Regions from separate parts of the Mus musculus genome. Here region 1 is linked to region 2. A link is a loop called in an ENCODE intact Hi-C map of the cell type or tissue named here. Cell type or tissue: gastrocnemius. All regions are shown on one strand. Links, peaks and the distances in the headings refer to the core of each region. The heading gives the core; the rest is flanking DNA.

Region 1 (8,331 bases), core at 189-8,188, 81 kb before region 2:
CCTTTTGTGTTTTGTACATGAGGGGCCTTTGTGTGAAACTGCCCTTTGACCCTTTGGTTGGCAGAGGAGGAACTCTGAAGCAAAATCAAGTGAGGGGGCTTTTAGTTAAGCCTGGCGATGTTCCCTGCGCAGCCATGTAGGGCGCGTCTCACACGGAAGGAAGACGGGAGCTTGCGTGGGACACAGCCTCACAGAGGAAGAGTCTGCTGGGTCTGGAGACCCCGACACGCTTCCAGGCTCCACCCCGGGCCCCTGCTGTAATTCCAGTCTACTCTTCCTATCCCGCCAGCAATATTTGCCCTGGCTTTCTCTGCTGCTTTCCCGATTTGCTTCCTTTTGCCCTTGCCTAGATTCCACTACATCACCAGGAAAAGGCAGTTAACAGGGACGGAGAAGCAATGGGTAGAAAGAGACGCCATGTGGCTGCAATAGCCAAGTGAAAAGGAAGGAGCTTCACCAACCGTTCCCATTGCTGTGGAAGCGAGGCTTGTGTGACCCAGTCCCTTCACATGTAGTGCCTTAGGGCCTGCACCACTGGCTGAGGCGAGCTATATATCTATCCTCCATGGAGGAAATGGATAGGGTGACAAGATAGTAGGGTTCACCAGACTAAACCCCAGGATGTTTGGCCGGGTCCTCTATCTACTAGGGCAGTTTCTGTGGAAAGGGAAGAGGCAATCCTCTGCCTGTGTTCTAATTCCAACTCTCTCTCTCTCTCTCTCTCTCTCTCTCTCTCTCTCTCTCTCTCTCTCTCTTTCTTTCCCAGGAGGCTCTACATTTGTCACACACAGGGATGAGTTTTAATGGTGGATTCATTTCTTATGATCAGTGCCCTGGGTTATAGCTGGGTGAGACAGAAGCTCTGCCATACCCTAGTCTCTTCACCATGACATCAGCTGTCCCTAGCTGTCCTTATTAGTCCTTGTTTCCTCCTCCTCCTCCTCCTCCTCCTCCTCCTCCTCCTTCTTCCTCTTCTTCCTCTACCTCCTCCTCTTCCTCTTCCTCTTTGTCTTCTTCCTCTACCTCCTCCTCCTCCTCTTATAATTTTTTCATTGGTGTTTAGCCTGTATGTATGTCTGTGTGAGGCTGTTGGACCCCCTGGAACTGTAGTTACAGACAGTTGTGAGCTGGCACGTGAGTGTTGGGAATTGAACCCTCCTCTGGAAGAGCAGTTAACTGCCGCACCATTTCTTCAGCTCCCTGGTTACTCTTTACTGTCAACGTGACACGATCAAGAATCACCTCAGGAGAGACATTGACGGAAGAACTGTTTAGATCGGGTTGGCCTGACTGATGATTGACGTGGAAAGCCTAACCCACATTGTAGAAAATCAACCTGAGGCACACAAGAAAGGTAGGTTGAGCACAAGTTGGGGAGCAAACCAGTAAGTGGAATTTCTCCATGGTTTCTGCTTCAAGTTCCTTCTCTGCTTGAGTTTCTGCCTTAGAAAGTGTAAGCCAAATAAACCTCAAGTTGCTTTTGGTCATGGTATTCATCACAGTAACAGAAAACAAACTAGAGAATGAAATATACAAGAACCTGGCACACAAGAGAGGCTAGATAACTGTAGGGAGTTTTATCCGTGATCCACTATGGTTCTAACACATCGTTATTATTTTTCCCTTTTTAAAGAACAATATATCAAAAGCGGGCTTTAAAAGACTTAAGGATGTCTAGGTTGTATTAGTAACTCTTGTGTGAGTGTGATCAGAACGCCTGATGAGGGAAGATTGGTTTTGGCTCATGGGCTCCGTCTACCATGGTGGAGAACACTTGGCACAGTAGTGGTCTAGGTCCAGGCAGTGGAAGCACGTGCTGGAAGCTGCTCACATCATAGCTGACTAGGGAGCCGAGAGAGTGACAGGAATCAGGACCCAGGAGAACTCTTTGAAGCCCAACCCCCAGTGAGCTGCTGCAGCCAGCTGGGGCCACCCTTTCCTAAAAGTTTTACAGCTCCCCCAGTAACACCATAGTCTGGGGAGCATGGGCTCAAGACATGAACCTGTGGGGACAATTCAGATCCAAACCATAACCAATACGTTCTAATTCATGCACAGACCATTGACAGTTCCCAAGAGCTGTCCTTCCTTCCTGATATCTGTCACCTTCAGATAAAGGGCCATGGCTAAATCTACGAACAGTAAGGGAGACCTTCTTTCTCTTCCACTTTTCTCCTTTGCGTCAAGGGAGTCCACAAACATACTGTGAACCCAAATGAACGTGAAATCTAATAGGGTTTGGCTCCTGGGTGGAATTAGACTATTTTTAGATGAACTATTTAGATGACTATTTTTAATATTGTCCCCACCTGCTTTGCGTTCATATTTTCAATGCTTCCCCGACGCTCCCATTTGTCAATATTCTGTTTTATTTCATTCCAAGCTTCTGTTGAAAGTGTGACGTGAACATGCAGTGCCTTTGGAGTCTTTTGTGTGACCAATTTCTGGCCACAGGCCAACTCACTTATTGGTGAATCTGTTAAGGATTTTAGCTTGCTAATTAACTGTGCCAAACTTCCTGTTTTAAACAGCTCTCTTGTATGCTACCCCCAAAGTAAGATCAGATGGGTTGGCCAGTGCTCCATAAAGACGTCAAAACTTTAAAAAAAAATTAAAAGTATGCTCATGTGTGCCTGTGTTTATGAACATGTGAATGCAGCTGTCCACAGAAGTCAGAGACCAGAGGCATCAGATTTCTTGGAGCTGAAGTTACAGCTGGCTGTGAGCTGCCAGATGTGGGTGTTGGGAACGGAACTCAGGCCCTCTGCAAGAGCAGCAAGTGCTCTTAACCACTGAGCCATCCTTCCAGTCCCGGTAGAAAATGGAGGGGAGGCGGTAACTTAGGCCTTTGGTGGCACTTTGTCTCCCTTTCTGTATCCCTTGACCCTTGGCCACCAAGGTCATCGTACTGCCTCCTGAATGTCCCCAGGCTCTTCTCTCTGACACCGCACACACTGCCTTACCAAGATACTATTTTCAAGTTGAATTGTGGGGAAATGGCAGGTTTAACTCACAAGGAGGGGAGAAGGGTTTAGATGACCATTTAGAGACATTGGCAGACTGTCCAGAGCAAAATATTAGGAAGACAAAGAGACGTGTGAGGGATTCCAGCTGTGCGGGGCTGGTCCTGGAGACCTACTCATTCCTATTCAATTGTTCACCTGGATGAGCTAAGTAAGGCAGAGACACATTATAACTGGGGTAGTCAGAGCCCTCCAAATGCTTACAGGGGCCAAGCCCAACCACAGTGTTCCTCTACCAGAAGTGTTAAACACCGGGCACTTCCTGCAGTGTCCCTTCTGCCTTGAAAGAACTGCTCCCACATTGCTCCCCCCACCTCACTCAGTTTTGGGGGGCTGTGTCCAAAGGAAAAACTTTAATGGTACTACCTGCATTTTCATCTAATTCTGTCCCTACTTCTTGGCACTCATCTGTAAATCTGATCAACAGCCTGAGGATCCAGAACACATCTTCCTCCGTACCACTGTCTCTAAAACTGATCTTTCCTCTGCTCGAAATGCTTTCTCTTATTGTGGTGTCTCATTCTTCCTTTACAGTATTTTACACGCACGCACACACGCTCGGGCGCGCACACACATTCATGCACACACTTGCTTAGGGCTGACTGCTTGGGATTGGATAACCTAACTAGGGGGTGTGGCTTATCCCCGGAGTAGCCTGATTCTCCTTCTCTTAGCTCCATTAATTGTAGCTCTTCGTTTAGGGGTGAGGCCTGGTGAAATTTACTCTACCCTTGTTGCCATGCCAACTGATATTGCCATGATGCAGGTCTTGTTTAGGCAGCTATATGATTGAGGTTTCATGGCTGCACGGTTCCTGTAATGTGGAGAAGACAGCATCTCATAGCAGGCATCCTGGGACTCTGGTTCTTGCAATTGTTCTGACCCCTCTTTTGTAAGTTCCCCTATCCTTAGAGGAGGGGTTGCGGTTGGGGGTTTTGACCAGCTGTGGATCTTTGTAATCAGCTCCATCTAGTGTAAAAAAGGCTTCTTTGATGAGGAGAGCTGTACTTATTTGTGATATAAGAGAAAGTATTTAGACTACAGTTAGAAATTCTACTGGCTTAGGAGAATGACAGTACTAGGTTATTTTTTGTTGTGTCCGGCCAGCAGACCACAACCTGGGTTCTAGCCTGGAAAGGCATTTTGGAAACCTGGAAGAGAAGAGGGGCTAGGTGGCGAGAGAAAGAAATGTAGCCAAGACAGTTATTCTGATCAAAGCTCGAATTTTACTAGTTCCGACATTTCAGTTATAAAGGAAGGGGGAGGGAACCCGATTCTCGCCGAATAATCTCGGGTCCAGTAGTAGGATGAGCATGTGGTGACACCAACAGCAAAGCGCCAGGTTCCAGCAGTGGGCGTGGCAGAACGAATGAGCAGGAAGCTCCACCCCTGAGCAAGCAGGTTTCAGGCTGGGGGAGGGGAGACTACAATTTTTTATCCTTGGTACTTAATGGAGTTGATGCTGATGGAATGAAAGAAGGCAATTTGCCTTGTGCCCAGACCAACACTTAATAAGCAGTATGACCCCACTATTTCCAGGTGAGCTTAGTGACTCGGAGTCACTGGAACTACATGGGTGGTATCACACCCTGACACAGAGATGGTAACTTGTTGCTCTGCTCCCAGATGCGCGCGCTCTCTCTCTCTGTCTCTCTCTCTCTCTCTCTCTCTCTCTCACACACACACACACACACACACACACACACCCCAAAGCCTCCTCTGGCCACTCCCGTGGAAGAGCAACAGCTCACGTCTGCAATCCTTGTTTTCCTCCTGCCTGGATTTCCTTTCCTTTTGCCTCGTGGCCACTGAATATCCCACATCCCACGCACTGCCTGTCTGTCTCTTACCACTGAAACATAACTTCCACCAGTGCAGAGATCTTCTGTTTTGTTTCATGCTGCATGGCTAGTGCCTGGGTACAATTCCCAAAGCATAGTAGGTGCTTGCATATATGAACTGAATGAATGAATGAATGTGCTCAGAGAATAATTTGTGTCAAAGGAAGACAATGCCACGCATTCAGGATTCTCTCTCTCTCTGAATCTGGTTTTTCAAGACAGGGTTTCTCTGTAGAGTTAGGATTAATTCTCAGTGTCATAGAACTCATTAAATAATATCCTGGGCATGGCAGTCCAAGATGATTATTCAGGCAGAGACAGAGGCAGGGGCAGGAGTAGGGGCACAAAGGGGTGGGGCAGAAGCCAGCAGTTCGAGGTTGTCCTAGGCTATGTAGCGAGTTTAAGGTCATAATGGGTTGCATAATACTTTGTTTAAAAAGAAAGAAAGAGAGAAAGAAAGAAAGAGAGAGAAAGAAAGAAGAAAGAGAGAGAGAGAGGGAGGGAGGGAGGGAGGAAGGAAGGAAGGAAGGAAGGAAGGAAGGAAGGAAGGAAGGAAGGAAGAAGTACCATCAGGGAGCAGCGCTCACAAGGTGAACAGCGATGTTTGAAAGGGTTGGTGAGATGGTGGCCCAGTGGGTGAAGGCAATTTACGTCAAGCCTGACGATTTGTTTGCTCCCCAGAAGAGAAGTGACTTTTCCATGTTGTCCTCTGACCCCACATGTGCTCTGTGGGACATTCAGGTGCACAGACTCACACATACATAAATAAATATACGGAATGGAAATGTTACAGGCAAGGGTGGCTTAGAGAGTTCCTTAGCAGGACCACAACCCTCCTCATCTTCCAGCAATATTAAAAAAACATGTTTTCCTGTGCCTGCGATAGACGACCAGAGTGAACAAAGAAAAATGAATTCTAATAACTCAGATCTCTCTCTCTGCCACTCCAGTGTAGCAGCTGCTAGCAGCCGATCTTCACTGTGCTGAAATCTTTAAAACCAACTGCATGGAGTTGGAAAGACAAACTACAAGCTAGGTTTGTATTTTAAGAAGCATTTGTAAAGGTTACAGCACCAGTTCACAGAGCATCAGCCCAGACTCACAAGAGAGTCTTGCAGGTACCTGTGGACCTGGGTCTCTTCTTGGACTCCCATCTAGCTCCAGGGTGGGGACGAGTTACCTCCTCCCCTTGGGCCTAGTTTTGATTGGCAGGGTAGGGAGGGAGTTTATGAGGCCGATTTCCTAGTCTTTCTGACACTCACAATGTGTTCTGTGACTATGTGTTTTGACAGAGGTTTTCAATTTGTCCTGATTAACAATCAGGCTCAATTAAACAGGATATTAAATGACTTGACTGTCCTGGATAATTGGGTCTTGACTCCAAGGTTTTGTTTTGTTTTTAATTATATTATAAACATTTTTTTTTTAGTGTGTGTGTGTGTGTGTGTGTTTATTCCTACAAGGAAAGTAAGAGCATGCCACTGTAACAGCTATGTTTAGCTAGAAGAATTTACTTAAGGTAGAGTTTCCCAAGTATTTTAAACAGTGACTCAGAGCTTTAAAAAGTCAACTTTCACGAGGTGGTGAGAGGCCTCAACCAGGAGGTGCCTGCCTTGCAAAGAGTGAAGGCCTGGGTTTGATAAGGAAATTGTGGTAAAAACTTGGGCTTGGGATCTCAAGCTTGTTATCCCAGTGAGGGAGACAGAAGCCTGAGGACCCCTGGATTCGGATGGTATCCAGTCCAGCCTAACGCTCAAGCTCCAGGCCAAGGAGAGACCCTGTCTCAGAAATTAGGTAGGTGGCGTTTCTGCAGATGATACCCAGCCTTGTCCTACACACACACACACACACACACACACACACACACACACACACACAGAGACACACTCACAAACAGACACACACACAAACAGACACAGACACAGAGACACACACACAGACACACACACAGAGACACACACACAGACACACACACACAAACAGACACAGACACACACACACACACAGAGAGACACACACAAACAGACACAGACACACACACACTCACACACACAGACACACACACATACAGACACACACAGACACACACACAAACAGACACAGACACACATACACACAAACAGACACAGACACACACACACTCACACAGACACACACACTCACACACACACTCACACACACACACAAACAGACACAGACACACACACACTCACACACACAGACACACACACACAGACACACACACACTCACACACACACACAAACAGACACACACACACACACACAAACAGACACAGACACACACACACTCACACACACACACACACACACACACACTCTAAAAAACAGTTGGAAACTGTTAGTAGATTTCATGTATGCTGTTCACACAGAAAGTTGCCAGGCAATGCGAATGCTAATTAAATTAATCAAAATAGCTGAGCATCCTGGTGCAGGCCTTTAATGCTGGCACTGGGGAGGCAGAGGCAGGTGGATCTCTGAGTTCAAGGCCAGTCTGGTCTATAGAGAAAGTTCCAGTATAGCCAAGACTACACAGGGAAACTCTCAAAAATCTGAAAAAAAATTTGAGCATACTTATTAAAAAAAATGCCATCCCTGATAAATTTAAACAATTACTGTCAAATAATAAAGAAATACAAAACCAAAATGAATACATAAATTATTTAGTGAGAAATATAGTTGTGTCAACTGAATGAATTAGTATTTTATACTCCACACTCCAGGTGCTCGATATTTTCAGCAACTCTCGTTCTGGGGTAAAGTGGAATTGCCCAATGCAAACTGAAGAACAGGCGCTCATTTCTTCAAGACAGCCAATAAGAACTAGCTTTGCACCAGGCAGAGTAGTGCATGACTGCAATCCTAGCTCGGAGGCAGAGGCAGGAGGATTGTGACGTTGCAGTTAATCTGGGCTACATGCAAGATCCTATCCTGGGGAAAAAAATAGAGGAGTCCCTCTACCAACCCAAACCAATTAGACAAAGTGTTAAAGCCTTCGCTGACTGGAGAAAGGTGACCCAGGGGTTGGTAATAATGAAGGGAAAGGCAAGCAGGAAGTCCTGGGCAAAGTAACTTGGTGGGAGGGGTTGAGGAGGCAAGACCGTAAATCAACCAACTCCTTCCCAAGGAAGCCTGCTAGGGAAAACCAGTTTATCTAGACTGCTCCATAATGTGGCTCAGGTCCCTTAAGTTGTTATAAACTGGTCATGGCTTGAGTACAAGCAATGGTTCTTTTGAGCACACTTGGGAGAATTTTTGCCAATTCTGTGCAAAAGGCAAGTGTAAGAATGTTATTTTTAGTTTGTTTCTAATAACTGAAAAAGTCCACAAATAGCGCGAGAACTGGTGGTGGTACACGTAAAGTGGGATCCTCTGGAGCTGAGAGTGCATAGATTGCGACCCCACACGTCCACATGAGCACATTTCATTATGCCACTGAGCAGCACCGG
Region 2 (8,331 bases), core at 301-8,300:
TCCCTCATCATACCAAAAAAAAAGGAGCATGCTACATACTTTTTTATGTAATTTGCTTTTTTCCTCCCTGTAAGAGTTTCTCTTGGAAATCGCTCCCGATTAATTCACAGTGTTTTTTTCTTATAAGAGCTTCAAAGTGATCCATTATGAGGTTTTTTTTTTTTTTTTTTTTTTTAGACGGACAGAGACCCGAGCTGCACGGGCTATGGCCGAGGCCAGGCAGGCCGGGGTAGGAAGGGAAGATGGTAACTTGGAGACAGACAGACCCGGGGGCAGGGAGACACACGGAAGCCGGGACCGTGCCTCTCGGTCGGATGCAGACTCGGGCTTGGTCCCTGGTGGGAAGGAAGAAGGAAGAAGGGAGGGAGGGAGACAGGGGGACAGAGAGACAGACAGAGACCCATTATGAGTTTTTAATCACAGTTTCTTGAGCTTGGACATCTCGTGTTCAGTCTTTCGCAGCTGCAGGAGCTGTGACAGTGGACAACCTTGGACATAACATGTTGTGCCGTTGGGAGTCAGAGACTTAAAGTTTGGTGCTTAGATGAATGGACAGAAATGCAATACAGGCTTTGTGGCTGTTTGGAAAAGCACAGGGCCATACTGCTCTTCACTCTCATCAGCAACTCGTGAGAAGAGGGCTCTGCACGTCTTTGCTAGGTCAGTGTCATGGTTAAGTTTGAATTTTTGCCAAGTTGTGTGTGAAGAAGTTGCTATTTATCATTTTAGTGTTTCTCATAAAGGCAACTTTTTATGTTTGAGGGCCATTTTTAGACATTTTAAGTGACTTTGTGAATGTCTTCTGCCCATTTCTTATCCTCTGAAATTAAACAAAGTTCAAGTTGCCAATTTGGCAGTGTGTCTTTTGATGTGACTCATGCTAACTGCAGGCAAGACAACAGAATTTTTGTGGATTACCCATGAGTTGCACCCTGTAGACACTCTCAATATGCAAGCAGGGCTCTGGGACAGTGATAATAGTAGGAGGTCCTCTGCTGACCTTTCCACAGGGCACCTGCTACTGAGGCCAGCCAGGCCACACCTGCAGCACCGCAAGCCCGATTTACAGATAGATTGTTTTACAGATTCGATGGCTTACTTGTAAAGTACTTTAAGCAGTGCCCGGAACAGGAAGCATTCCATAGATAGAAGATCATAGTCTCAGAATGGTGATGTGATCCCGTGAAAATGCTTTAGCCTAGCACAGTGGAACCTGGAAGTTTAGAAGCATTGGGTGAATCAGTAGGGGATTCAGACTTTTAATTCATCTATTTACCAACTTACCCATTCTTGAACACCCCACAAGGGGAATGAGCCCCATTTTGTTTGTCCGTTTTAATCACTTGTGTCTTTGATATCCCAGAACAAGATGACTGTGTGGAATCAAAGAATGAAGGAACCAGTGATGGACTGGAGAACGAGGCAGAGAAACAGAAAGAAAAATGGCAGACTTCACATTGTAAAAGCCTTTGTCAACTACAGTTTGGCCTTTACCCTGAGCAGAGCAACCCTATGATCCTATTTGTATGTTAAAAAAAACAAAACAAAACAAAACTCAAACCTTCGGCTGGGTGAAGAGTCTACAGGAGAAGGGAAATACTTTGTTACAGGGGAGTGGGGGAGATAGGAGGTTGAATGAAGATACAGGCTAGGGTGGTGCTGGAGAGGAAGTGAGTTAGGGAGAGATCCAGCAGTCACAATGACAATAGAAGATTTGTTGGGTGGAAAGAGGAGAAAGAAGTCTGGAATGTGTCTCTTTGGTTTGAATAGAAGAGAGGTAACTATAATGAAGGTGGCTTTTTAAACTTGGATTTGACCGTGGGTCAGTGTTCATTCTGTGACGACCTGAGTTAGGTTTCTCTATATTCACTGGATCCAGGAGGTGTGGCTCTATCTGGGGTGCTGTAGCAGAGCTGATGAGATGCCAGTGTCTGCGAGTAGAACCCCCTCTGAAGACCAGTTGGCCAGCAGCACAGCTTTGGGAATGACTAACTTTCCCAGGATATCTGATAGGGTGTGCTCAGTGTCATGTAACCACTGACAATAAATGGGATTTTGGTCTTTGAAGGCAAAAATCCTCATCTTGACATCTTCTTTCATGCCCAAGCACCTGCACACCGCGGAGTGTACAATCTCCAATAGTTATCACAGAGAGAGATTATGAAAGAAAATCTAAGGTCAGGCGTGGGGGTCCATGCCTTTAATCCCAGCGCTCAAGAGGCAGGGGTAGGCAAGCTCTGTGAATTTGAGGCCAGCCTTGTCTGTAAAATGGGTTCCAGGATAGCCAAGGCTTATACAGAGGTTTATACAGAGAAACTATGTCTTGAAAAACCACCACCACCAAACAAAAAGAGAAGAAAAAAGAAAAGAAAAGAAAAGAAAAGAAAAGAAAAGGAAAGGAAAGAAAAGAAAAGCAAGCAAGCAAGCACACCTACTATCAAGCAAGTCCCTTACTAGGTTGCTCAGGAAACATGGGAGCAGCACACAGAGTTAGTGCAGAAGGAACTCACAATCTGTGTCTCCAAAGATAGAGAACAGGTGACTTAATCCCCAGACAGTTCAACCAAAGCCCATCTGGAATGATGCCCTCCAAAGTTTGATGACACTAACGGTTTTTTTCTAGAGGTTTTGTGGAATTAAAGGTTGCAAAGTATAGGCTTAAGAGGTTGGGGTAAGACAATCATTTGGACACCTGGGCTCCCACTTTTTCAAGAGAAAAGGATTTTCTCCTGCAGCCATGGTTGTGGTACAAATTCATGAGACTAAGAACTGTGTTCCACAGCTGCCTCCACAGGTTGACGTATCTGTTATAAAGTTTCTCGAACTTTCTACATGATGCCAGTGGATCCCCAGAAGAAGGTTCATCACAGTTAGGAGAGGATGTATTAGAATTCCTTCTCTGATCAGAGCGGTATTTTTTTGGGTTTCAGATATGCATAGTTGAGAGGGTAAAGTAGCCTCAGAAGGCGATGGGGAGCCAATGCAAACAAATTGTAGGATAGTGGTGGAAAGAGAAAACCTTTCTGTGTAGGGCCAAGATATCAGGAGAAGCCAGGCACTGGCTTCGCAGGGAAGAGGGCTGGGGGTAAGAAAGCTAGGAGGGAAAGGATGCGAATGTAACCTCACGTGCAGAGTCAACGTTAGAGATGCGAAGAGAATTGGGAAAGGAGGGACTGGAGATGCCTTCTCCGCCCTGCGGCAAGGGGGTGTGGCCCCGAGAGCGGGAAGGTAGGGACGGGATGGCGCCGGCCGCAGTGGGGGTTCCCCAACTCTTCCTTAGAAGTCTGAGAGCTGCGGAGCTCCGCGGCAGGTTGGCCCGGGCGGAGGAGGAGCGAGGGCGCTGATGGGCGTGGCTGGGCGTGTCTGGGCCGCGCAAGTCAGAGGGCGGCGCTAGGACCCGCAGGCCGCCCCGCCGGCTCCCGGGAGGTTGATAAAGCGGCGGCGGCGTTTGACGTCAGTGGGGAGTTAATTTTAAATCGGTACAAGATGGCGGAGGGGGACGAGGCAGCGCGAAGGCAGCAGCCGCAGCAGGGGCTGAGGCGCCGGCGACAGACCAGCGACTCGAGCGTCGGAGTTAACCACGTCTCGTCTACGACCTCCCTAGGTACGGGCCGGAGGGGCCGAGGCCACGGGGGGCCGGGAGTCGGGGAGGCTGCGGCCGTTCGGGCTGGCGGGCACCGGTCGCCCGCTGGGGTCGAAGACCGCGGCTGGCTGGGCTCGGCTCGGCTCTGGCCGCCGCGGCCGCCCGTTCGCTCGCACGCTCGTTCGCTCGCTCGCAGGGCCTAGCGGCAGCCGCGCCCCACGCTCCGCCGCGCGGCCTGAGAGGGCGGCCCGCGGGCCTCGGCTCTCCCAGCTGCCGGGGGAACGGGCAGCCCGGCCCCCTGCCCGCCGCCGCCGCGTGGCCGCCGCGGTGTCCGCCCCGACCCAAGGGGGCGGCCTTGAGCCGGGGCCACGGGGCCGGGACGCGCGGAGGTCGGCGGGCGGTACGGGATCGGTCACCCGGCGGGCACTCACTGCCCTGGGTGCCTGACGCGGGCCGGGAAGGGAGGGACGAGCGGGACGCGCTGGGCCCCGCGGTGGCGGTGGACGCGGGAACCGCTGGCACCTGGCTGCCAGGTCGCAGAGCTCTCTCCACACACACACCACACACACTCACACACCCTTCCTTCCCGATGGGAGCCGCAGTCCGCAGGCCAGGGCTGGGGCCCGGGCTCAGCTTCAGCTTCACCAGCTCTTGGCTCCGCCGAACCCATTCGCACGAGTTGTGCGTGGATTGGCCAGGGTTGCAAGTGTTGGCTCCGGTTGTCAGACTGGGGTTAGGAGCCCTGGGGCTGCGAGTCATTCGCTTCAGGCTGAGAGTGTCTGGTTTGAAGTCACCTGATCCCGTCGTTCCTGGGTTTTGCTGAATGTGAGCTCCTACTGTATGTGTGTGTACATGGCGCCCCTACCCCGTCGAAGACGCAGTTGCGTTGGCAGCGCGGTGTTGTGTGTTGCTCTCACTCACAGCACCCCTATTTTTAGGAGTGTAGCATTTGATCTTTCACCGTGGTGCGAATTGAACGCACGAAGTCCTTATTGAGAGTTGCGATGGTTAAAGGCGGAAAAGTTTTTCAAAGGCTTAGAAATCGTAAGGGCTTAGGGTTAGATACCTGAGGTCAAGATAAGCGTAGAGTAAACACACCGGGTATGAGATCGCTTTTGTATTTCCTTTTCCACAATCTGATAAAGGCTTTACTGGATAAAATTTAAAACATTTTGATTAAATATTTACCACAGACACTTTATAGAAAACTTTAATTTACATTTCACCATTTATGGTAGCTCTTGGACATATGTCAGAGGTGAGGATAACTTAGAATTTTCGAACGAGAAAAAGAAATGAGGTTTGTTAACCTGTCAACTACAAACTCTTGTCAGAACTGTTTACAGTGGTAGCCCTCTGCCCTTGGAAATACTTCCAGAGAGGCTTTTTAAAAACCTTAGGTGGCTGATTTGTTTTGGAATCCGTGTGTGTGTGTGTGTGTGTGTGTGTGTGTGAGAACAGTTTGAGATGTAGTGTCAACATACTTGATGTATGCAATAGGAAAAGCATAAGTTTGATTCAGTCATGGGTAAGAGCATGTTTTATGCTATTGGACACTGAGAAGAGATGAGAGAGTGTCTTGGGACTATCGCCTTTGGCTACTTTGTGGTTTCTTTCTTCCACCCTTCTCCACCCCTTTCTGCCACACTTTCCACCCCCTAGATAAGAGAGAGGAAAGAGATCCCTGAATAAAGTCAGGGGTGGGAAAGGGGCAACTCTATCGTTAGACTACTTCCTGCTGATTAGGGGTGTCCTTGGGGCAAGTTTGATCTTCGCTGTCAGGATATGTAATTTTTTCTTCTTGTTTCTTCTTTGTGCCCGACTACTTAACAACAACAAAGGACCATCAACCCACACTGCCTCCTTTGGCTCTAGCATTTATATACTGTCAGGAAACTCCACAGAATTCCAACTAACACACAATCACAGAAACTCTGCAGCTGGGAAATCCTGGTCAGTGGCTGTGGACAGTCTGAAGCAGCCCGGTGTCCCACACCTGTGTGGACAGTCTGAAGCAGCCCGGTGTCCCACACCTGTGTGGACAGCCTGAAGCAGCCCCGTGTCCCACACCTGTGTGGACAGTCTGAAGCAGCCCCGTGTCCCACACCTGGGATTCAAGTGAAAACGTAGTCTTAAAATACTTTTGTGTTTCTTACAGAAACCAAAACTCCAAAATTGTCATTATAGACTTGATAAGTAGCGCTCGACTACCATTTGTTAACTGTTCTGCCGTTGCTCATAGATCTCGGCCTTTCATTTGGTGGTCATGTGTGGAAGACTTTCACTTAACAGCCATTCCTATCAAATGACTTCTAAGGCAGGCCCGACACCGCCAGTTTGCTTCTGAGTCACCTGCATTACAAACTAAATTGTGTGCTTGTGTGAACTCATGTAGAAAAAGAAAATACCCCCAAGACATTTCCCTCCGTGTGTGGAAGATCAAACCGAGGGTCTTCCAAACATCAGGCTAAGTGCGCCTGCCTCCAGAGTGGATTTAGGATCCAACACTCCATGGTTGTATGATTGACCTTCTAGTTGATAGGATTCTAGGAGTCTTTCTGTCGGTGCTCAGTCTGTTGGGTGACGTGCTTTGGAAATTCTGTGGACTTTTTACGGGGAGAGGGAGAAGCTGCTGCTTACAGTAAAGGGATTGTTACAGGGAAACAAGGCAGGAGAGAAAATGAGACTGTAGCTGTAGGTGGGCCCCACAACGGTGCACAGGCTTTCAGGATTTTTATTGTTTTGTTTCTTCTTAAATATTTATTTTTAAAAATGTGTGTGTGCTTGCATGTGTTCGTGTATGCTCTGAGTATAGGTGCACACAAAGGCCAGAGGGTCAGATCCCTGGAGAGAGAGTTAGGGGCGGTTGTGAGCCGTTTTATGTGGGTTTGGGAACTGAGTGTGGGTTTGCTGTCTTCACTGAGCCATTTATTTCTACAGCCTTTCTTTTTTAGTGTGGCTTTTAACTTTATGGTAAAATTTCTGATTATTCCCCAAAATAAAATTGTGACACTTTTTCCTAGATAACTAACCTTTCTACAGCTGGAACTGGGCAGCTCCCTAGGGTGACTGAACACCAGCCAGGGTGATACTGCTGGAGTAGAAGACACTTTAACTGTGAGGCACACTGACAGCTCTTGTTTGTGCTCAGTTTCGACATAGGTTTGATGTACAAATGGGAACAAAGCTTTTTCAAGTAAGCTCTCAAAAGCCAGAAATATTAGGTGCAGAAGTAGGAATAACTTTTTAAAATGTTCATTTAATGACTTTATAAGGAGGGTTTTCTCTGGGCAAAGAACAGAGGAACAATTTTTATTCCTTTTCCTTCTCAAGGGCGGTAGCATTCTGATTTTGTAGCCATTTGAGGGTTTTAGATCCCAGGTGTGTTGCTTCAGAGAAGTCGGTCACTTTATTTACGTTTTAACCTTAAGGAAAATAGATTTGGCCACAGAGTAGTTAAACTTCATTTCACAATGAATTCATTTCTGAAGTTTTGTTTCATCTCCTATTCTCTTTTGCCACCGAGATAGGAACCTGAACGCTGGGTGACAGGTCCTATTTGTTACTTAACAAAATACTTTAAAACCCCTGCATTTTATTTCTTAAAGCTCGCTCTTCTGGGGAGGGAGTTCAGTGCTGTTCCCACTGGAGGGCGAGTGTGCTGTCTCTCCAGTTACTGAAGCTTCTCAGTACTTGCTCCATTTCTCACCAGGTTTAGAGGAGGTGAGGGCCATTCGGTGGATTGCCACATATGATTGATTAGATATGGCTGACTGCTGTGGGAGTGAAGTCAGTGGGCTGGGCTTTCTTGTTTGCTTTCCGTGTCGCGCTTAAGATTGACCCATGCCCTTGCCTGCAGAGCCAACCACAGAGCTGTAGTAGCCATACTTCCCTTGAAATGAAAAGTAGGCAGGCCAAGGTGGGGTCTGTGCAAAGAGAAGGCAGTGAAGTAGGCGGCCCTGCCTGTTAGGGGCTGTGAGGGTGGCAGGGTTCTCAAGTAGCTGTTTAGCAGTTTTCACACGATGGTTACATTGTCTATCTCTCTGTTTGTGTATGCACACATCAGATAGGATTTTGTAGTAAATTACTGATTTTTCACCACCCTGGGATAAATGGCTATACAATAGTCGATTTTATGGGCATATGACATTTAAGTCATGAAAGACTAACAATCTGCCACTTTCCCAGTAAGATAATATGCACCTTTAACTAACTTGTCCATGGTTTCCTGGCCAGTACAAGTAGAATAAAGGGGATCTACTTTCTAACTTTAGTTTAATGGAAATTATTTCATAGAACTGCATCTCTGTGACTGAAGCTAGTGTAATCAGTTAGTGGCTGCCCAGATAGCTTACTGTCAGAACTCTAGGTGCACAGACACTCCTGGTGAGAGGTGCTTAGCTGTCTAGGATCTCTAGTTTTGTTTTTTGTTTTTGTTTTTGTTTTTTCTCAAACTTTCCTATTGGGAGCACCATCTTTAACTGTAGAGAGGGATGGTGATGTAGAGGAGAGGCGTGACTGTGACTGAAGCTACCCTCTCTGTATTCATCAGCTCCTTATAAGGCCTTAGTGGGAAGCACATGATAGAGGCTGCTTTTTACTTTAAAAAAATTAACCTTTTTTTTTTTGTTGTTGTTTGTTTGTTTGTTTTTGCGGCAGTGTTTCTCTGTATAGTTTTGGCTGTCCTGGAACTCACTCTGTAGACCATGCTGGCCCCGAACTCAGAAATCCGCCTGCCTCTGCCTCCC

Evidence for each region. Hi-C counts contacts between places; a loop is a spot of excess contacts. Peaks named below come from ENCODE experiments on the same cell type or tissue, not always from the same donor. Only the 100,000 strongest peaks of a DNase experiment are listed, where the experiment ranks them.
Region 1: it touches region 2 in a loop (2.5-fold over the local background); 4 of 42 quality-filtered maps call a loop at or near these places.

What each region holds. Positions count from the first base shown.
Region 1 is chr17:79,971,623-79,979,953 of GRCm38, reverse strand. It overlaps Gm41625 (a long non-coding RNA gene), which reads left to right. Exons shown (of 4, transcript XR_876985.3): 2 at 1,197-1,354. Among named protein-coding and RNA genes, the nearest start is that of Gm41625, 5.9 kb to the left of the region's middle. In gastrocnemius, for the core only: no CTCF peak of the experiment used is centred there; DNase peaks (open chromatin) are centred at 2,450 and 4,377; H3K4me3 peaks cover 616 bases; H3K27ac peaks cover 5,159 bases.
Region 2 is chr17:79,891,182-79,899,512 of GRCm38, reverse strand. Atl2 (atlastin GTPase 2) reads left to right here and starts at 3,390. Exons shown (of 13, transcript NM_019717.3): 1 at 3,390-3,604. The coding sequence starts at 3,487. Gm41625 (a long non-coding RNA gene) reads left to right here. Exons shown (of 4, transcript XR_876985.3): 3 at 453-660; 4 at 1,364-1,424. In gastrocnemius, for the core only: CTCF peaks have their summits at 3,944 and 7,220; DNase peaks (open chromatin) are centred at 3,396 and 4,179; H3K4me3 peaks cover 5,345 bases; H3K27ac peaks cover 5,563 bases.